Regions from separate parts of the Mus musculus genome. Here region 2 is linked to region 1. Evidence: chromatin loops called from intact Hi-C (ENCODE). Cell type or tissue: heart. All regions are shown on one strand. Links, peaks and the distances in the headings refer to the core of each region. The heading gives the core; the rest is flanking DNA. Region 1 overlaps Elf1 (E74-like factor 1). Region 2 holds the start of Wbp4 (WW domain binding protein 4).

Evidence for each region. A loop is a pair of places that touch in the nucleus more often than their neighbours do. Peaks named below come from ENCODE experiments on the same cell type or tissue, not always from the same donor. Only the 100,000 strongest peaks of a DNase experiment are listed, where the experiment ranks them.
Region 2: it touches region 1 in a loop (3-fold over the local background); 5 of 42 quality-filtered maps call a loop at or near these places.

Annotation. Positions count from the first base shown.
Region 1 is chr14:79,531,124-79,539,452 of GRCm38, reverse strand. Elf1 (E74-like factor 1) reads right to left here. Exons shown (of 9, transcript NM_007920.4): 2 at 3,031-3,330. The coding sequence starts at 3,102. Among named protein-coding and RNA genes, the nearest start is that of Sugt1, 52 kb to the left of the region's middle. In heart, for the core only: no CTCF peak of the experiment used is centred there; a DNase peak (open chromatin) is centred at 3,952; H3K4me3 peaks cover 329 bases; H3K27ac peaks cover 2,236 bases.
Region 2 is chr14:79,477,366-79,485,672 of GRCm38, reverse strand. Wbp4 (WW domain binding protein 4) reads left to right here and starts at 4,405. Exons shown (of 10, transcript NM_018765.3): 1 at 4,405-4,742; 2 at 5,228-5,300. The coding sequence starts at 4,741. Elf1 (E74-like factor 1) reads right to left here and starts at 4,479. Exons shown (of 9, transcript NM_007920.4): 1 at 4,036-4,479. n-TEttc4 (a tRNA gene) reads right to left here and starts at 4,005; the gene lies at 3,934-4,005. In heart, for the core only: CTCF peaks have their summits at 4,668 and 4,867; DNase peaks (open chromatin) are centred at 2,442, 3,252, 4,102 and 4,592; H3K4me3 peaks cover 4,325 bases; H3K27ac peaks cover 4,174 bases.

The DNA of each region.
Region 1 (8,329 bases), core at 128-8,127:
CTCCTCCTCTTGAGTGCTGGGATTAAAAGCAAATACAGGGGAGGGTATAGGGGACTTTCAGAATAGCATTTGAAATGTAAATGAAGAAAATATCTAATAAAAAAAAAGAGCAAATGCAACGATCCCAGTTTAGTGATTTTTCAGATGACCTTCACAGCTGGGAAGAGAGCCATGCTGTATGGAAACAGGTGCCCTGACAAGATGGTGGTTGGTCAACATAAGCTCTGCCCTGGGAGTGGTTCTCAGAGCTCTGTAAGCAGCAACTTACTCAGCCCTCACACCAGTCCTACAGCTTAGCTCCTCTGGTTTTTATTTTTGCCATGCAGATGAGGAAACCAGTGCACAGAGGATTAAGTAATTTGCAAGGATCGCAGTAGTAAGCTAAGCAACAGAGCTAGTTATCAAGCCATGCATTCCGATTTCAGTATCTCAGTTCCTAACCATCTCTGCCACTCCAGAGGGTATGGCATTCCCAAACAGGATTTCTCACTGCCACAACTCAGCAAGACACTGGGAATGGTCATAGTTACAGACTAGTAGGGTAAATAATGTTCCACTCAAATATAGAAAAACAACTACTGCAGAACCTACACACACCATTTTACACACTTTTATTTTTTTTTTTAGAGATAAGAGTCGCAAGCTGGTATCAAACCCATTTTGTAACAGTGGCTGGTACTAAACTCCTCCTGATCCTCCTGCCTCAGCCATCTGAGTGGTAGAATTAGATAGAAGCTGCCACATCTGACATACTTTATGCACTTTTGTAGCATGTGATTTTAAGCTGGCAGGTCACTACTTTTATGTAAAACTACAAATTAAACTAGGCCAGTTATGGCGTCACAAGCGAACAATCCTAATCCCTGCCCTCAGAGGATGAATGCAGGAGACTCTTACACCCAAGGCGAGCATGGCTACATGATAAGGTCTCATCTCAGAAGTAATGAATAAAACTGAAAACAAAATCATATAAGGAGGCAGAGCCACAGTTTAAATAATTTGATAATACGAGCAATGGATGCCCCTGAACCCAGCTAGAGCAGCCCGCAAGTATATATTACTGAAAGTCAAACTGCATGCGTTATAATTACTGGCTAGACAGCTGGGAGCAAACTATTAACTACTTTATGTCTCTGTTTCCTCATCAAAAAATAAAGCTATCAGCATTTATTTCATAGGTTAACATATAAAGTATTTAAGTGTATCAAGGAAGAAAAATAAAAAAGGGCAAAGGAAAGAAACAAGAACAGGACAAAAGAGAAAGGAAAAGAGCAGTTGGTAAGTGTGGGACCCACATCTGAAGGCCCAGCATTCAGGAAGTGGGAGCCAGGAAACCAGGAGCTCAAAGCTGTCTTCATCTATATGAGATCACATCTCAAAAACCTAGAAAGTGGGCCAGGCATGTGGGAAATGAATGCCTTCAATCCCAGCACTTGGGAGGCAGAAGCAGGCAGATCTCTGAATTTGAGGTCAGCCTGGTCTCCATAGGGAGTTCTAGGCAAGCCAGAACTCCACAGAGAGACCCTGTCTCAGGAAAAAAAAAAAAAAAAAGTAAACACAACAACAACTAAATAAATATCAGAGCAAGCAGAGGTGAGTCAAACTACTAGCACCCTTCCCAAAGACATAAAAGGAAAAAAAAAACCCTAAATTAAGTACATCCAACATAGTAGTAAGTGTACAGGCAGTTATGCAGAACACCTTTCAGTCTTATACCACGTGAGAACTCGGAACTGGAATGTATAACGCACTTCTCGTGGTCAGAGTGTGAGAACCAGCACACTAGAGCATGCTGGTGACAGATCAGTGCTCTGTCCTCTGCTGCCACTGTCTCTGTGCCACAGCACAGCTCACCACAGTTAGCCTGGGACCTGTCACGGGACCTTTTATCTAGAAAGCAGGTAGGCAGCATACTCCTTTTCAAGCTTTAGTGTGTGCACAAACATCCTGTCTCAAAATAACTCAAAAACACTCCCTCTCCTCACACTATCTCCTCTGTTGTCTCTAGATTCAATTCCAATCAATATTAATATGCTTTCAGGTGTTCGGTTTTTCCCTTGGATTTCACCTTGATTTTAAGGATAGTTAGTCCCAAATTCTCCCCTTTTGTAGGAATACTTATAAACTCTATGTTGTATCATTTCAGTACACAATACAAACAGCTATGAAGCCACAATGTCCTGCCATAACTGGGAATCAATTTTATTATTTGTAGTAACTGTTTCTGGAATAAAGCAGACATCAGAACTGATCTACTTAAGATTTGGGGAGCAAGCTTATTTCAGTCTGTAAATCGCACTCTTCAGCACACTTTAAACCACTGCTTCCTAAAAGCCTCTTAGCAAAGGACCTCTCTCGACATACCAATTCCCACACCACGGCTCACATCCCTGCACTGCCTGTCTTAATTATGAAGTGTAGCCCTTTCACACTGTGGGAGGATCAGAGGCTCACAGTTAGGGTTAAACCCTTTACCTCAGCATCTCTTGGGACCTTACTTATGTGAAGGCAGTAAGCAACACATCACATACATATTCAATGAAAGGTGACTAGTAAGTCCTAGGTTCAAGTCCCCTACAGATGACAAACCAAGCTCTGCAAGAGTCAGAACATTTCCTTGGGAGCTCATAGTCTTTGAACTGAAAAGTGTGGTTGTGAGGTGGCCAAAACTGTTTAATATCCTAGAAAAAAACAGCTCATAATTAAAAGATTAATTATGGACATCAGTTATGTTCTTTAGAACTGTTTAAAATCATTAAAGAAATATTACTAAGGATAGTTACTATTTGGTCTAATTTTACAGAAAACCAAGGTGAGTCCCAAATACTACTTCCTTGTTACCACATCAAAACAAACAGTAACATTTACAAGTAGTGAATTAATTGGTACTTAAAATATGAAATGACATTACTACCAAATACTTAATTTCTCAGTTTTTATTTTAGAATGTTGTACTATGTCCTAAAGCAAACACCCCGACGCGGATGACAACTCCTAAGAAGTGGACTAAAGCTGGCCTTTCTGGCTCACCTGCTGCTCGTCCTCCATGCCGTTACTTGCAAATTCAAACACTAGGTCGTTCTGTTGGACAACAGCAGCCATAGTAAAGCATTCCCCTTAGATCCACATGAGAAAAGGCCTAAGCAGCTTCCAGTCTGGAGCAGCAGGTAGGGTGCAGTGGAGTTTGGGAAGAGCCTCTCAGGCAGGTCTGTGAAGTTACTGCAGACAAGACGCTCTTCGGTGAAAGGAGTCCTTCAGACCTGCTTGCTGCATTGACATTCTAAGAAAACAGGCACGTTTTCTGAAATCATTCACTAGGTCTTCTTGTCCCTGAAAAACAAAGGCTTAGGTTAGTGGTAAAAAGGCAATCCCCTGGCTAAAATGTAACAACTGACACAGCACATATCCAATGTCACTGTTATACTTAAGGAAAATCAGCATTGCTGGTACACACAGTGGTTTGGTTTTCAAGACACTTTCTTTGAAGACCTCATTCCTAAGATAACATATCTCCCTCATTATTTTTTCTTTCTTCCCCGAGGTGTACTTGAGTTCAAGTATGGGGGGGGGGATGTTCCAGTAATAATTAGGAAATTTTAAATCCCAGCAGAGCATATACAAACAATTTCATTCTTCTCACTGACCCAGCTGATCACCTACACGCACAGGAACCACCACTCTCTCTAAATCTCATAACAAGACTCATTCGTCCTTAACAGCAACATGCAAGCACCACCCCCATCATATATACCTAAATGAAGACAGTTAAAGGTTGCAAATGCTGTTTGATGAGCTTTTAAGAGTGAGCTGAAATTAGAGCCTACTTTTCTGTCGCTGAAAGAGCCCGGGGTGAGAAAAAACCGCTAGACCAAGCCTGTCTTCGGGGCCTTCCTTTTGAAAGTACTGAAATGTAGCCTTATCGCTAACACAAGCGACAGGAAGGAAACTGCACTTGACCACGTCACGGCAAGCTAGACCATGCAAAGGGCCGAACTTCACAATAGGAGAAAACAGAAATGCAACCTAGGAGCCAAAACAACCTCAGCATGCTCTGAAAAGGACTGCCAAACACGTTTGTACACTAGTGTTTTTTAAAAAGTAATGCTACCACTAACAAAATTAATATAGGTGTTTACTACAATTGTATGAAACATTAAATGTTTATGGACATAAATGTGATATGAAAAGTTACGATTTTAAAATAGTCATGTTTTTAAAAATCGAGTTGTTTGAAACATCTTTTATAATATTAGTATAAATATTTCAAAGAGATGACGACTTGAAGTAAAGGATGGTGACTAATGCTAATAATTGTAAAGACACAAGTTTGGGAATGCAGAGCCACGGTGAGTCAGTTTCCTGGAAAACTTCATCTAATTAGCAAGGGCTAGCCAGGTCAGGTATACTACTTTAGTCAGGCCAGTTCCCCGTATATCCCAGGTTTTAGAGAGCAACATAGATCACTGTAACTCCCATAACTGGAAATCAAAATTAAATAAGGGTTAGGAATTCAAGTCAGATTTTTACTCACAAAACTCAGTTTCAGGCCAGTGCTGCTCAATTCTGACCCAGCCTAACCCTTTTAACAGAGACTTAAGTATAACACTAAGAAAGTACTTTAAGCCAGGCATGGTGGCGCACGCCTTTAATTCTAGCACTTGGGAGGCAGAGGCAGGCAAATTTCTGAGTTCGAGGCCAACCTGGTCTACAGAGTGAGTTCCAGGACAGCCAGGGCTACACAGAAAAACCCTGTCTTGAAAACAACAACAACAACAACAACAACAACAAAGTACTTTAAACAGTCTGGTCATTGTTTCAAGCCTAGAGAGGACAAATATGTATAAATGTATGTTTGTGTTAATTGAGCTCAGATGTATCAACACAGATGTATACTTGACCTGGCATAAACATCCCTTACTTTTACCCTTACATTGTGACATAGCCCCATTCCTCTATGTAGCCCTGCCTAATGCCGCCGTTCCCCTGACCACCACATCTTTGTTTTTGTCTCCCTTCTTTTTTCCTATTATTCCTGTTCCTGGAATGTCCCCTCCCACCTCTCAATCTTATCTTCCCACTTGTCAATGTTTAAGTCACTTTTTTTTTCTCCTTGAAAGGGACTCAGGTAGGCCAGATCGCCTCAGACTGACTATGTAGCCAAGAGTAACTTTGAACTCCTGATCCTCTTCCCTCTGCCTTCCAAGTTCCTTCATAAAGTCTTCCAACTTCATGTCTAAACCCATAAGGATTGGTTCCCTTCAAAATCACAGCACTTCCTGCCTATCCTACCAACTTAGCACTAATCACACCGTGTTTTAAAGTGCTGCCCACTTAATTCAACTGAATAAATGTTTCAGTGACCGTTGTCTGAAAGCCAGTATGTAGGAATCAGAAATCAGTAGGGCAAACCTCTCCTGGAAAGAACCAGAGCCTCTAATTTCTTCTGTGCCCACCAAACCTGGTGCCCATGCTAGTGATAAGAAGGTTTATGTTAATGACAAATAACATTTTTAACATCTACCACTGAATATTCAAGCTATTGCTACATACATTCTTTGTTTAGCAGTGAAGTAATTTTGATAAAGAGGAAATTACTATCATCTTCAAACACCAGAGCAAGGAAATACAATGGAATTGAGGAATGTTCGCCACAGGGGTTTTTCTGTAAAAGGTTAGGTTCAAGGGTGCACTAAGACCTGGCTTTCTTACAGACAGAAAACCTGTGTGAGGAGTGAGCTGTCTAAAGTTACAAAGCTCCTTTTTCTTAGCAGCATCTCCAGAGTGCTACTGTGCTTTCCCCACTGCCCTTTGGCACCTTCAAAAGTAATGACAAGCAATGAAGACAGCCTCACCTCATACCCCATGACTGAGAACCTGTAAAAATAACCCAAAATGGCTGCCCCAAATCACCCTCACCCAGCTGCATGGGTAGGAAAAGATAACTGAGCTCTGACACAGTTTCAGTTCTCATGTATCGGGAGTTCACCAAACCAAACCATAAGAGAAGCATTTTCTTTGGTTTCATTAGGCCTCTGACCCTCTGTGCCTTCTTCCTAGCCATCCTCTCTCCTGTTTTGGTATTCTGTGGTTCTAGTGTGGTTCTTGACGGGAAAACAAAAAACAAAAACACTTTCTGATTCTTAAAGCAGAGGTCCCTTTTTTGCATGTCAAGGATACTGGAATAGCACGGCTCTGCTGTATTAATTTTATTTAGTAACAGACAAGACTGATACTTACAGCAGTGATTCAATTGTTCATTAAGTTAGCAGAGGTGCCCAGACATCATGATGTATTAGCACAGCACAGCTAACATTACCATCTCATCTCTTAAATCAAAACTTAATCACTATAAAACACATAGACTTGCTTTTAAATCTACCTAGACCTTTGTGCTATTACACAGTTTCAAATACAGACTTAAGTAAATGTTTATGTCAAATTTAAGGGGGAACTCCACTTTCTAGGGTTCCCCACCCCCGAATCCAGTCAGTACACGTCAGTCAAGTTCATCTCAAGAAGCTCTGAGTCCGTCTGTCTAAAATGTCCAAACAGATCATGATCTTCCCTATACACAAAAAGACATGGCTGTCAAGTCAGAAAACAAAGCATCTGATCTACCCTAAGTCAACCTAAAAGCCTCACAGATTTTAAGCTTGTTTAATAATAGACATGATGGCACAAGCCTGAAATTGCAGGCAGGAATTTGGGGCCAGCCTGGGCTATATAACCAGCCCTGGCCTAAAACAGTCAAACAAACAATAATACCAAACCTATTTAAATGTACCCATTAATGAGCCATATACTCAGGAAGATAGCTGCTACAACAGTTCTCAAACACGTGTTTCCACAACACTATGAAGTAACAAGGAGAAAGAAGGAGAAAGCTCTTCCTCTACCAGTCACATGCTGGCACCTTATGGACACATTTTAGAGAAGTAACCCAGTTCTGGGCATCCAAACAATTCCCAGACTATCTCTCAGGCCCTTTTCCTTTGGGGAACTATAGCACAGAAATGCTTAGAATTAAGATTCCTAAGTTCTCACCACCAATCTTCACATTGAGGTTAAGTCCTAAAACAAAACATTTCTGCTGAACTCTAACCTCAGACCACTTGGGCTCCGCCTCTGCGGTGCGGCCCTGAGTTAGGCTTCCATACACGTATACTCTACATATACTCTAGTGCTCTCCTTCTGTTCATGAGCACAATAAATGACGACAAAGTCTAGAGCTGGGCAAAGCATCCGTGAGATATGTGTGCCTGGGACTGGGACTGCAGGTCAGCCGCAGAGCACCTGCCTAGAAAGATGCCAGCTTCAGTCTGCACCTCTGCTTAGAGAGAAAGCCAAATGTGTGTGCTGAAAGCCTGGTACAGAAACTGAACTCAATAAGCATTAGCTTAATTATAGCTCTGAATATAATGGGCAAAACATGCAACAGGTGCTCCTTAGGTTCCAATTATTTCTTAAGCCTCATCTCTACAGTCACTGAGAGCCTTTTACCAGAGCCCATTAGCCACAAAATCTAAGCTGACTCCAGTGTTTTGCATTTTGGTATCCTTTCGATAAGTCCAGTTGTATAAATCTTTGAAACTTTACTTCTGAGGCTAGAGAGATAGCTCAGTGATTAAGAGCATTGCTGCTTTTGTAAAGGAACTAGGATCAATTCTCAGCACCCACATGGTGGCTTACAACCATCTGTAACTCCAGTACCAGGAAACATGATATCCTCATGCAGGCAAAACACCCATTCATAGAAAATAAATATTTTTCAAAAACTTCACTTAACAGAGTTCAGTTAGGACCCTGTCCCAAACACAGTGACTTTATCAATTTTAAACACAAAACATTGTTTCATTCTAATGGCTATAACAACTCAATTCAAATTGTCTTGCATAACTTATTATAAAGTATTTCAAATATAAAAAAATTAATTGAAACTTGCAAAAATTAATCCCTCTTTGAATATAAAGCATAAAATATAGGATTTGAGAACCATTTCAGATACAAAAATATGAGATATCCATTAAGATTTTACATTAAAACTGGTATTTATTAATTTTATACTGCATTTGTCAGTTTTCAGCAATACGAAGACAAATATAACACTCCATAAAAATATCGAATCCCATTTCCTTTCCCTCAAATATTCCCTCCCTTTCAGAACCTTATCCTAAATAAAATACTTAATACATCAAGATTTTTTTAGCCAGATGGTGGGGGCACACTCACTCCTTTAATTGCAGCACTTGGGATTAATATTAATATTTCTTTAGAAATTACTATAGTACAAACACATTTAATGTAAGTAAACCATACATTTAATATAAGG
Region 2 (8,307 bases), core at 308-8,307, 54 kb after region 1:
ACACATGTACTTATCCTCACACTACCCTGATGAAAGAAAAGAAACGGGGGGGGGGGGCGGGGGGGGCGGGGGGGGGAGAGGGCGGGGGCCGCATGTAGGGATGCTTCAGTGGCTAAGAGCATTTGCTGTTCTTAAAGGGACCCAGGTTCAGTTCTTAGCTCCCAGTGGTGACTCCAGTCCTAAGGAATTGAACAACCTCCTCTACCTCTGTGACACCCAGCACCCTCTTGGTACCCACGCATCCCTGTGACAAGATGCTCATACACATAAAGGAATCTTTTTCAAAATTTGGAGAAGGGCCAGTGAAATGGCTCAGTAGGCAAAAGTACCGGTGCCAAGGCTGACAACCGGAGTCGTATCCCAGGGGTCCGAGTGGTAGAGAGAGAAAACTGAGTCCTACAAGTTAGCTTCTCAACAGAGGGATGGAGGGGTTATGAGAGGGACAAGAGAGAATATTCTTTTTAATATAAAAAAAGGTGAACAGGTTAATTGCAGCCAAAAGCAAGCAAGGAAAGAAAACATGAATGAACAAGCAAGGTAAATTAACCAGAAAGTAACTAAAAAGAGAGAGACTGGCTAATGTGTCCAGAAAGGCCTTTCTGAGAAAGGCAGGCAGGCCTGAGATGAGGGGAGGTGGAGGCAGAAGAACAAGTGTTAATAAAACCCCGAGGCACACTCAAGAGTCAGCCACAAGGCCAACGGTGGCTGAGGGGCAGTGATGGCCAGACAGGCAGTTGAAATGGGGAAGCAGAGGCCTTGGGGCAGCGGAACGGCTCTGGATTTGGCCTAACTCACCTTGTCTCCTACTCCTCCCTTTCCATGGAGCTTTCACACCTCTCCTGGCTGCACCTGACAGTAGCAACTATCACCACATGGCCTGGGTGAATTAGCACTCAGTTGGTACAGCTAGCTATTTGTGGTCTAGACAGAGCACCTTAGACACCAGCAACCCAACAAAAGAATCTTCAGATATTTATCAAATATTATTTCCCAGCTATTCAGGAATTATTAAGGTCTTGCAAAGGACACCTGCAATTCACTCCCATAATTTAAACCCAGACTTCACTGGGCATGATGGCCCATGCCTTTAATCCCAGCACTTGGGAGGCAGAGGCAGGCGGGTTTCTGAGTTCGAGGCCAGGCTGGTCTACAAAGTGGTCTACAAAGTGAGTTCCAGGACAGCCGTGGCTTTACAGAGAAACCCTGTCTCCAAAAACAACAACAACAAAAACCCAGTCTTCATCCTTATAAAGTCTAATTAATCGCTTTTCCATTCTATTGATTTGAAAATATTCAACACCTAAACATAAAAGCTACAGGCACGCAACAGTCTGCGTTTTCCTCTACTGTCTGAGTCTTTTGAAGTAAGATTTCTTGTTTCACACACCACGGCCACACTCAAGCTTTTCAGAGACGAAGCTGGGTGTGGCAGAACACATCTGCTAACCTGGGCTATGATAGTAAGAATCAGTCTCACAATAACAAGAACAACACAGAACAAAGAGTCAAAAATGTTTGCAGAACTCTCCTGATATAAAAGGTCGACCCTTGATTAAAAGAATGTGTAACCTCCTCAAACTTGCAAAGTTTGAAATTCCTGCCTCTCTTCTTGCTCTGCCACCAGCTCCCCCCAGGCACCGCATGCCTACCGACCCCTACTTCCTGCTAGTCTCCGGGTCCCAGTCTCATCCACCTCAGGTTTTATGATTTACATTCCCCACTGGGAGAAATCCAACCAGTTCTTCAAGGTGCAGGGCAAACACTCTCTATTCTTGCCCTTCCCTGAGCCAAATCTCCACCCCACCTCTAGGAACAATTGTGTGTAACTCGGACCCTGCCTGCCTGTTCCCCACCTGGCCCAGAGCTAGACAGAGGACATCTTGGGGAGGAATGCTCTCACCGTACCACTGTCCTAAACTCACCCCAAACATGCAGTATGCCCACCGGCGATCACTTACTCTTCCATCTATGATAACACAGGCTTTATTCAGCACCGGTCAAATACTTGCAAAAATTAAACAAAGCAGGGATAGGAGTCCTTTCTTCCAAATCTAGAACAAAGTGCCTGGTTCTAACCTATCTACACTCTGTGGAGAATGTGCTGCTCTGGAGAACCTAGGCGGCTGCTCGAGAGGTTCGAAGCATTTGTTGCTCCTGCGGAAATGAAGGCTTGATTCCCCAGCACCCAAATAGGGAGGCCCACAACCACCCATTGCTCCAATTTCCAGGATCTGGCCTGTTCTGACCTCCCTGGGCACCAGGCACACAGGTGGCACACAGGAAGGCAAACATTCATAAACATAAGGAATTGTAATTAACTTAAAAAAAAAAATCGAGTCTGGTGCCATAAGCCTGTGACCTGAGCACTGAAGAGGCAGGAGGTGCAAGAGCAAAGGAGATCTTCATCACCGCAGAGACTTTGAGGCTACCCTGGGGTACGTGAGACTGAGATGAGGTCTGAACAGACTCACCTTACCCTCAGGCCCACTGCTGAGAGGCAGAAGCAGGAGGACCATAAACCTCAGCAGCTCCGGCTCCTAGTGAGTTCTAGGCTATCTCGAGCCACACGGAGAAACTATCGTAGTAATATAATGATGGTGACACGCTTACGGCTCTAAAGCTAGAAGACACCACTACACTCAGGTCAAAGACCTTCGCACGATCCCATAGCTAAGGACTGGAGGCCAAAGGGATTCTATCCAGCCACTACCCACCTACCTAAAGCGCCTGCTGTTCAGCAGGCACCTCAAAACATCTGGAGGTGGGGGGTGGGGAACCTGACATGCATAAGGACTTGTGTTAATGTTTTAAATATTCGCTAAAGGAGTTTTCTAGGTTTAATTTTTACGAGGAAAGGCTCATTAATCCCTAATCGCATAGATCACATTAACAGCTATTTTCAAACTCAGCTGTGCCAGTTAAGGCTATAAAATATTGTTGGGAACACACAAACAACCAAAACTTCTGCTCAGTAATGGTTTTGACCAGAAACTCATCCGCCGGAGTCAGTTTTTCCTTATTTGTGCCCAAAGGCCCAACAGACTAAACATTACAGCTGCCCCAATTTTCTAATTTCAACTTGCATTTATGATAACGCTTTTGTTTCGTGTACGGCGCTCAGGCTGCTGACACAGCTGGGCCGCTTCTTTGTAATAAACACAGGGCTTCTATATTTAAAAGTACAGTGCAACTTTGTTGTAACATCCCCTCCCCAGTCTCCGGGCTAATTTTCTGTCTTCCAAGCTCCACCTCCATCCCATGATTTTTTTTTTTTTTTAAATCAGTGACGCTCCAAACAGCCTCCGGGAAAGCCGGCTCTGTTCTTTCAAGACATCTCATCCCAGTGGTATTTTTCTTCTCCGCAGTTTGCCGTGTGTTTGAAGAGGAAAGGGGAGTTAGAAGGAAAATAAGAGACATTCTGCAAAAGCCTTGAGGCGAGGGTTGCTGGGGGGGGGGGGGAGCGGTGGACCGGGCTCGGGTGCACGCGGCGGGGGTCCTAGAGCCCAGCCGGCGACAAGGGATCGGCGGGGGTCTGGCGATAGGGAGCAGCGGGGTGGTCTCCAGCCGCTGTTGACAGTAACTGGAGCGCAGCGGGCACGCCCCGGCCCGCCGAGTAGGAAGGGGGCGGCGGAGCAGGGTGTGGGCCGAGGGGGCACCCGGGCGGGGGGAGATAAGGCGAGGCCCAAGTTAATCATCACCTCCCGAGCGCCTGGAAAAGTACGGGCTGAGGGCGGGGTACAGCCGCGGGGAAAGCGAAACTCCTCTCGCAGCGGGCCCGAGAGCGGCCGCCGCGCTCCTCCGGCCTCCGAGAGCCAAGCTCCCATCCACGGGAGCAACTACACTGCCTGCTCCCAAACTCACCCCGAACACGGCTGCAGAAGTCAGCCAGAGCCACTAAGCAAGTAAACTCAACTAGAGCAAAAAGTGACACTGTTCCCATACCGGGAGTCGAACCCGGGCCGCCTGGGTGAAAACCAGGAATCCTAACCGCTAGACCATATGGGAAGTGCTGCTACAAGCACTGCTGTGACCCACCTGACTAGCGTCAGCGCCGCTACCACTCAGCCACTCTGCTGCAACTCGCGCCGCCGAAGCCGCCCCCGCGGCCGCTGCCCCACGCGCGGGCACGAGCCCGGCGGAGCGCGCGGGCGTGGCGGGGGGGAGGAGCGGGGCCGGTGCGCGCCCCTGGAAAGTTCTGAGCCGAAGCCGGGCGCCCCGTGCGCTCCCGGAACGGGCGGCTGCGCCTTTCTTTCTCAGCCGTCAGGTCCCGGGCTGCTCCCCGGTCACAGAGCGGGCGGGCAAGCCGGCAAAGCCGAGGGCGGCGCCGGCTGTGGGAACGGCGGCGTGCGGCCGGGGCTGGGGGGAGGCGATCGAGCCTCTCGGCTGCGAGCCAGCTCGGGAGTGGAGGTTCTGGATCCCGGGAGGCGTGAGGACCGCGGGATGGAGCCTGGGTCGGACGCTCGGGGCCCGCGGCTCCGGTCCCGTCGCGCTTTCGTCCCTTCTGGGTGACCTCAACCCCTTTATACCGACCCCACCTCTCAGGCGCCGCGAGTACCGCCCCGTGGGGGAGGGGAAGAGGCGGTGACAACCGCGCGCGCGGGTTGGGCCGTCGCGGCCGCCGTAGTCCACCCGTGGAAACGCCGTACCCGGGGGGGACGCCGAGACCGAGAGGTCCTGGCTTGAGCCACCGGCGGACATCAGTGAGCGGGATCGCGGGCTGCCCGCGGAGCTGCCGCCGTCATGTGAGTCGGGTCGGGTCGGGTCGGGCTTGCGCCGCCAGGCGCCCGCGAGTGGCCTCCTCCCGCCCCTCCGCTCGCCCGGGGCCGCCCGACCTGCGGGGCCGGTTCTCTCGGAGACGCGGCCGCCCTCTAGGCAGGAGCCGGGGACTCGGGTGCCGCCCCCGCCCGCCCGCCGGGGCCCGGGCCCGGGGCCGGGGTGGCGCTGCGGCCTCAGACGTCCAGGGGCTTTTCCCAGCCTCGCGTCCCCAGAACGAATGAATTAGCTAGAAGGGCACGGGAAAGAGAAATACTTTGAGACTTCTTCATCTCGGTGCAGTGTGATTTACCTTCACCGGAGAGCAGTTTTCCACGGACTTTAGCTTTACATAAATAATACAACTGCTTTGCTAAGACAGAAGTCCGAAAACAGCCTTATATCCCATTTTTTAACAACTGTAAAAATTCCTTTCAATTTTTGGATAAGCTTAGAGTTGTTTTTATCTTTTCAGGGCCGACTACTGGAAGTCACAACCAAAGAAATTCTGTGATTACTGCAAGTGCTGGATAGCAGACAATAGGCCTGTATGAAATTTTTATTAAAATATTCACGTGATGTGTTGTTTTTTTGACTTTAGTGTGTATAAGCCACTTTCGTGTATAGTGCTCTTTATTCTTCAAAACCTAAAAAGGTTTCTTTTGTTTGATTCCTCTTATGAAAGCTATAGCCTTCTCCTTTTCATCAATCTGACTTTGATTTTAAGGCCAAATTATTTCTGGGGACTTTGAGGAAATGGACAGTGAGTGGGATAATCTTGTTTATGGAATACCTGCCCCTTAAAAAGGAATATTGTAGTTTTTCCTGTTCTCCACAGGAAGGAGAACAGCATTATTCCCTGGTGAGATACAAAGGGAGCAGCTGTAATATACCTTATGCTGAAAGCCTTGAGCCCACTATTTTTGCAAGGGGGTTGGGGGCGGTGATTTTTCAAGACAGGGTTTCCAGACAGCAACTCACTCTGTAGACCAGGCTAGCCCGCAGCCCACAGAGATCTACTTGGCTTTGCTTCCCAAGTGCTGGCAAAAAAGGTGTGTACCATGGCTAGACTCCTAGATCCAACTTTTTGTTTGTTTGTTTGTTTTTTTGTTTTTCAAGACAGGGTTTCTCTGTATAGCCCTGGCTGTCCTGAAACTCAGGCTATTGTAGACCAGGCTGACCTCGCGGAGTGCTGGGATTAAAGGTGTGCACCACCACTTAGATCCAACTTTTAAAGCATAAAGTAAGACGTCAGCTGGCTTTCTTCCCTCTTAGACATTCTACAATCAGACAAGCTACTGTATCAAAAGCTGTGGGCTATGGGGACTGGAGAGATGGCTTCACAGTCAGTAACAACTCCTGCTCTTGCAGAGGGTTGAGGTTCAGTTCCCAGTACCCACATGGCAGTTCGACACTACCTGTAACTCCAGTTTCAGGGTGTCCGACAGCCTCTTCTGACCTCCATTAGCGGCTATGCTCATGTCCTTACACACTCACAGGGGCGTAGACCCAGAAAATACGTTTTGAAAAACTACAGGGTCAGCAAGGGCAGAGGTGGTTCCCATCTTTAATCCCAGTATCCAGAGGCTATTAAGCAGATCTCCGAGCTCAAGGGCCGCTTGTTCTACAGAGTGAGTTCAAGGACAGCCAGATCTACGCAGAGAGATCCTGTCTTGAAAAAGCAAACCCTATAGTGTCTTGCATATACATAACGTATTACTTGGCAGAACTATTGTACACCACGGAATGATGCCATATTTTGTGCTACAGTCTGCCATTACACACTACTAAATCATCTTAGGCTTTGAGAGGAGTTTTGCTCTTCCCTTTGGCTTTGCTAGTAGGTGCTAAAGATTGTGCATATTTTATTTGGCTTAGGCTAATCCCTACCAAAACTGCCATGAGATTTTAAAACCACATAAATTGAAAAAAATATCCCAGGAGGTACCTATGCAATAAAATAACTTTAATGAGTTATGAAAATAAATTATCTTTCTAGAGGTCTGTGTGCATCTCCCTACATATCTAGTAATTTATTAGTGAAAACTATTTAATTTTGAATGGTGCTTTAATACAGTATTCTTTGTGTGGTATAATCAGCTGTAAGTAACTCGGTATAGGAACAATAGAGACAACTGTTTGCCTTACAAACTCTAGCTTTAAAGAGGTACTCTGAGGAGTATATTAGAATAGCTCCATTAATACATCATACAGGGTTTGATTGACAGGACTTTTAGGGTACTTCTTATTTCTTTCCACCAGACATCTATAATTTGTGAGAACTTCTGGATATTTATGTAGGCCCCAGTGCTCAGTCAGCCATCCCTGTCCCCAGCCATCTAATTATGTTACTCTTCAGAAGTCACCTCCCCCTTTGCTCAGGTCCATCCTTTCATTGTTTCTGTGTGTATGTATTTTATTCCATCTTGTTCACAGGGTACAGAGGTTTTTTTAACTGAACAGTGTATCCTGAAGGTGTCTCCCATGTCAGTACATAGGGAACTGTGTGCTGCCTTTCTGTTCAATAAAAGCCTGTGGGAGTGCACGCAGTTCACTTACCCAGTCTCCAGTAGATAAACTACAAGATTGTTGCTACAAACAGTCACTTTGTTTTACTACATCATTTTGCACAATGTGAGGAATTTTTTAAAGTGTGTGTCTGTGTGTTGTTGCTGTTGTTGTTGTTGTTGTGGATGTTCTCTGGTATGCGAATAGCAGAGGACAACTTCAGGAGTCTGTTCTTCTATCATGTGGGTCCTGGGGGTTGAATCTGGTGGTCAGGTTTGGTGGTAAGCACCTTTACCCACTAAGCCATCTTACCTGCCCAAACAAGGAATTTTTAAGTATCTATTTTTCTTAATATTTTAAAAACAAAGTCTTTTACCTGCTTTGGCTTTTTGAGACAGGGTTTCTCTGTGTAGCCCTGGCTATCCTGGAACTACCTCTGTAGACTAAGGTGGCCTCTAACTCAGAGATCTGCCTGCCTCTGCTTCCTGAGTGCTTAAAAGATTAAAACAGCGCTCCACCACTGCCCAACTAATGCCAAGCTTTAAGGATAATTTTTATTTCTCTTAGAAAAACAGAGCAATGAAATTCTAGAGGCTTAACCAGTTTTGACATTTAATGTGGGTGGTGGTGTTGCTGTGGCTTTTATTTGTTTGGTGGTGGTTGTTTTAGTTTGGGGAGATAGGGCACTTTTGTTATTCTCTTTTTGTTTTGAGACACTTAAGCAAATAGCTTCAGGTGGCCTGGAACTTGACCAGTGTTCACAGTGCTGGGGTTTTTGGGGTTACAGGTATATGCCACTGCCCAGCTGTGACGTCTTTCTTTTTAAAAGGCATCGTGTCTCAAGTCCTTTTTACACTAACCTGTATTCCCTGGGTTAGTCAGGAGAGTACTGTGTATGTCTTCCCGCTGATGTGGTCATCCTTGCTTGTTTTAAGAACCAGAGAACACCTGGTGGGAGAGTGCAATAGTCTGCTTAGACCACCAGCATCATTTGATCCAAGATCAGTTTATATTAAACTAGTTATTTTCTATTTTTTGCCATTATGA